Linked DNA regions of Homo sapiens: region 2 is linked to region 1. The links are chromatin loops, found by intact Hi-C in ENCODE. Cell type or tissue: heart left ventricle. All regions are shown on one strand.

Region 1 (2,500 bases):
TAGAAGGTAGAGTCTCTATTAAGGGAAGCTTATCAAGGCATGGTTTGGCAGTGCAGTAGAAGACTGAGAGGTTATTTAAAATGACACAGTAAATCAAAGAGCATAACTGTCTTAAGGAAATGTAACATAGGGACAAACAGACCAATACATTGAGACAGATTCTGAAAACAGTGCTGCATTATAGAAAGCAGAAGCTGATGTTGACCAAGATTGACTTGCCAAAAAAGTGTTCCGATCATAACCTCTTTCGAGAGTGCAAGCATGTGTACTATGTATGACAACATTCTAACAAGATAAACAGAAACAATGAGTAAATATGCTTTCTTGTGGGTAATAGGATTTCCAAATGTTGACCTTAACCATGTGGTTAAGCATCTCAGGATATTTTACATGAAATCCTGAGGCTTAGAAAATTAGCTCATCTTGCATTCTTGGACCGTGAGAGCTGCAAGGAGCTTCCAAGAAAATGTGCCGAGTGTTGGGGCTCCTCCCTCCAAGTCCCTGTCACTGAGAAGCTTGTTAAATGGCTTCCCCAGACACCCATTGCCCTGGAAAGAGCCACCCATCAGAGAGACAGGCAGAATGGCGGTCCCAGCTTTTACAGCCCTGAGGCCTGGCTCCTCACTAAATATTTCCATCAAGGCAGCTCTTGGGAAGCGAGACAACAGCCTCTGTTTAAATGCTTTATTAGCCCAGTGTGCCACCTCAGGTCCTTTTTGGAAGCAGGCTGAGTATAAATTTCAAATAAATAAATAAGATGAGTGCAGAAGCAGCAACTGGGGCCAAGAATCAGAAGGATGGTTGAGACTTTGCCATTTGTTGGGGACATCCTTTATAGATTTCCTGCCTTCAGCATAAAGAAGGACTCGTGGGCTGACTTTGTTGTTCATCAGGAAATCTGATACTGCCCACCCCACTCTTGCCACTTGAGGATTAAATTCCACAGAAGAGAGTTTTTTTCCTACCTTCTCTATGTTACGTGGGAGATGTAGAAATGATAGATCTTCCTCTCAAGTTGCTGAATGAGTTTAGGGACAAAGGCAGTGAAAAAAAAAAAAAAAATGACCAGGACCCAGGGCAGAAAGGACAGGAAGGGACATGTGTGAAAGTTCAGCAGAGGGAGCAGTTGCTGTTGGCTGAGGAAATCAGGGAAGGCTTCCTAGAGAGAAAGACCGAATATAAATACCTCTGGAAACTGGGCCTGATTTTGCAGTGCCACTGACATGCCCCAGCTGTTCAGAGCAGGTCTTAGATTGGGTCTCCTGGGAAACAGACTGTGGAATGGAACCAAGTATGTAGGAGTTTACTGGAGACTGCTCTTGGGAACAGCCCCTTTGACGGTCTGAAGGAAGGCAGAGGGAGAGGGCAGCCATGGCAGAGGCCTCAGCGATCCCGTGGGGAGCCCTGGAGTCAGAATGATCCTTCAGCGTAATCCCAAATGGAAACAAGAGGCCTGGGCCTTTGTGGCCTGCAATTACCAGTCAGCTTCTGTAACCTTGGCCAGAGGCAGGTTCTCAGCTGGGCAATGTCAGCAGCCACTGTTTTGACAGCTGGAGGGATGAAGGGGCTCCTGGGGGATGCACCGCAGCATCCACTGCAGAGGGAGGCCGGCAGAGAACGCTCTGCAGAAGGCTTTATCGTCCACTTACTCACGAATGCAATAGCATTTACTGAGCACCTGCATGACAAGCACTCAGACACACAAGAGACCAAGACTCGGTCCCTTCCCTCCAGAAGCTTGCAGTCTAGTGGAAAGATAGGCTCAAACACAGCTGTCACTTGGCAAAGTGCTAACTTCCATCTTCAAGCTGCATTGAGCATGATGAGAGTTCAAAGCAAGAAGCAGTTCTGCCCAGTCGAATCAAGGAAAACCCTCCGAGGAGAGGCCATGAGTCAGGCCTGGGTCTGTGTGCAGGAACTCACTGGGCTGAGAGGGAGAGAGGTGTGTTCCAGGTAGGGGTAGGGGGGCAGGCAATAGCACATCCTCTGAACCGGAGCAAGTCTTAGTTATCCTGGACTAGGCAGCTGGCTCTTTGAGGGGATGGTGACACCCGCCCTCCCCTTTGCCCCTCTCCAGCTGAACCGCAGAATCAGCAACATGGACGACAAGGTGTATAAGATGAGCCGAGCCCTGGCTGAGATCAAGAAGCGGTTTCAGAAGACAGTGACTCAGTTCATTAATTCTATCTTGCTGGCCGCAGGTAAGGAGGCTGAAAGGTGGGCGAAGGCCTATCTGTTGGCTTCCCCAGTCCTGAGATTCTGGCAGGTCATCTCAAGGGACAGACCTTTACTTTACCGCCCATTCCATCTTCAGTCTGAATGTCCAGGGAAGTAGGCATAGCAGAGATATTTCCCCATTTTAGGTCCCACTGGGCTCAGGTCACTTAAGGCCACACAGCTAAGAATAGTGACGTGAGCCCACTTGCATTTCTGAGCTCTCTCCCAGAGTGTCTTGCACATCTCCATGAGATTGTCTTATTTTCCTGGGTTTCTCGGTAGC
Region 2 (2,500 bases), 110 kb after region 1:
GTGAAAGAAGCAAGCTTCAGCAGACCCCGCGATCTGCCACTGCATTATATGTGATATCATTAATCCTCCCAACCGCCGTGCAAGACCAGGATCATCAGCCCCATTTTACAGGCAGGAAAACTGAGGCTTTGAGACATCACATGGCAGAGGAGGCAAACAGACAGTCCGAAATCCCAGAGCAGGCCCCACAAGGCACACACAAGGACCCAGCGGTGCTTTCCCCTGGCAAGCGTTGCCCCCGCCTTAGGAAATGGCGAGCCACTCTCACAGTGGGTGTGCACAGAGAGGCCAGGTGAGCAGGGAGGCTGTCCTGCGGGTCAGAAAGCTGGACTACAGGCAGGGCGAGGTGGCTCACGCCTGTAATCCCAGTACTTTGGGAGGCTGAGGCAGACAGATCACCTGAGGTCAGGAGTTTGAGACCAGCTGGGCCAACATGGTGATGCCCCATCTCTGCTAAAAATACAAAATAATTAGCCTGGTGTGGTGGTGCATGCCTGTAGTTCCAGCTGCTTGGAAGGCTGAGGCACAAAAATTGCTTGAACCTGGGAGGTGGAGGTTGCAGTGAGCCGAGATCACGCCACTGCACTCCAGCCCGGATGACAGAGTGAGACTCTGTCTCAAAAAAAAAAAGAAAAGAAAAGAAAAGAAAGCTGCACTACAAAACCCAGAAAGCTCAGGAGGTCGTGAAACCTTAACGTAGCCGCCGCATACTTGTGCACTGCACTTTACAGCTTACAAAGCTTTTTTCTCCCAGTAAGCACCCTTTGGAAAAGGGAAGACACCAGTTACAGCAAAATTTAAGCAAAGACTTGAAGAAGAACAGGGAGAATTCAGGCAGTTATTTTCCTTGCAAGGCCATGGGTGAGCCGTTTTCTAGAATGCCTCTCAGTTCCTTGACTGTAAAATGGAGATAACAGGTGGTGGCAAGTGTGCAGTGGCTAAGAACCCATGCCAGTTGCTTGGTGCAGGGTCTGGCCTGCAGAAGGTTCTCAGCGAAGGTTCTTGGTAATTGTTATTTTGATTGTACCTGATATGAAGAAGGGATCAGAGGAGGGCAGGAAAAGGGGCCTCTGAAAGACTGAGGGTCTGGGAAATACCAGGGAAGGGGCAGAGATGAAGAGCAGAAAGGAACTCGAGGCTCCAGAGCGCTGTCCAGGATCACATAGCTGGCAGGTGGCAGAGTCAGACGTAGAACCCAGGGGCATCTGCTGTGAAGCCTCCATGCCACATGTTGCACAAGGAGCCGTGGTGAGAGCACGGAGACCCTGGGGCTGACCTGGGTCAGGGTGTGGCAGGCCATGACCCCAGTCCTGCTCTGAGGGATAACAAGAGAGAAGGGTGATGTCATATGGCGAGAGATTGTTCTGGGCCACGCTCCCCGCCCGGGAAGCTCCTTGTAGATGCTGCATCTGGTTTCCAGGGAGGTCCCTGGTTCAAGCCCAAGTTTGCTTGCCGGCTGGAGGCCAGAGGTCAAGGCTGGGTTCAGAGCTGCAGAGTGAGTCAATGGCTTAGCAACATCAGAGAACTTAGGCAGCTGCTCAGCCTCTGGGGTGAGGAGACCTGCCTGGTCCCCAAACGCAAATGGTCTCCAGACTCCAGGAGGCCCTGAGGTCTGCATTCAGCAGCACCGTGAGTGAGGAGAGTTCATGCTTTGCCAGCCTTTGCCCGACTTTTGAGTTTTCTCTGGCTCTCCTGTGTTCCTCAGCCTTGAGGGTGGGAGGTTCAGGATTCCACCCAGGCTGTCTGAACCCCCTCATTTACAGAGGAGAAACCTGAGGCCAAGAGGGGAAGAGAGAAGTGCTGGGACTTGGTTCCTTGAGTAACCAAGTGGCCACCCTCAGAAAGGCCCAGGAGAGAGATGGGAGAGGCAGACCCCGATTGCTGATGAGATGTGATTAAAATAAATATGATAGGAAAGTGAGCAATATTCTGGCAGCACAGAAGGAGCAGCCACGTGCTTTGAAGAAGAGGCCTCCCTGAGGCACTCGCAGGGTTAACATGGACATTTGAGCAGGGCTCAAAGGGCGAGTAAGAATTTGCGACCTGAAGAAGGGAAGGAAGGACATTCCAAATGGAAGGGACAGTGGGGACCACATGCACAGAAGCACCCGGGTATAAGGGACCTAGGGTGCACCAAGACCAAGGACACACACACAGTGACCAGACTGCAGCAGGGAGGGACAGAAAGGAGGTGAGAGTTCAAGCCCCAAGCTTGAGGGTGTGAAGTGCAGAGAGTCAAAACAGAGGCTGAGAGTGTTGGTCAGCGGTGGTGCCAAGACTCCCAGCCTGGGGCCCTGCGTGCCCTTGCCATCTTTATTGGCGTGTCCCTGACTCTTTCAGCCCTCACTGAAACTATTTGAGGTTAAATAGGAGGCTGCTGTCTCCATGGCTGGAGAAGGGGAAGGTGTGAGTGTAACAAGGTCTTTTGAGGCTGGAGTTTGGCTTGCCTGTAACCCCAGGAGGGGCGGTTGCTCAGTTCACGGAGCAGTCATTCATTATC

The links. A loop is a pair of places that touch in the nucleus more often than their neighbours do. Peaks named below come from ENCODE experiments on the same cell type or tissue, not always from the same donor. Only the 100,000 strongest peaks of a DNase experiment are listed, where the experiment ranks them.
Region 2: it touches region 1 in a loop (3-fold over the local background); 1 of 110 quality-filtered maps calls a loop at or near these places.

The regions. Positions count from the first base shown.
Region 1 is chr3:14,724,824-14,727,323 of GRCh38, forward strand. C3orf20 (chromosome 3 open reading frame 20) reads left to right here. Exons shown (of 17, transcript NM_032137.5): 11 at 2,078-2,201. Among named protein-coding and RNA genes, the nearest start is that of C3orf20, 51 kb to the left of the region's middle. In heart left ventricle, no CTCF peak of the experiment used is centred here; a DNase peak (open chromatin) is centred at 1,488; H3K27ac peaks cover 1,633 bases.
Region 2 is chr3:14,834,881-14,837,380 of GRCh38, forward strand. All of the region lies in intron 1 of FGD5 (FYVE, RhoGEF and PH domain containing 5), which reads left to right. Among named protein-coding and RNA genes, the nearest start is that of FGD5, 17 kb to the left of the region's middle. In heart left ventricle, no CTCF peak of the experiment used is centred here; a DNase peak (open chromatin) is centred at 1,441; H3K27ac peaks cover 1,713 bases.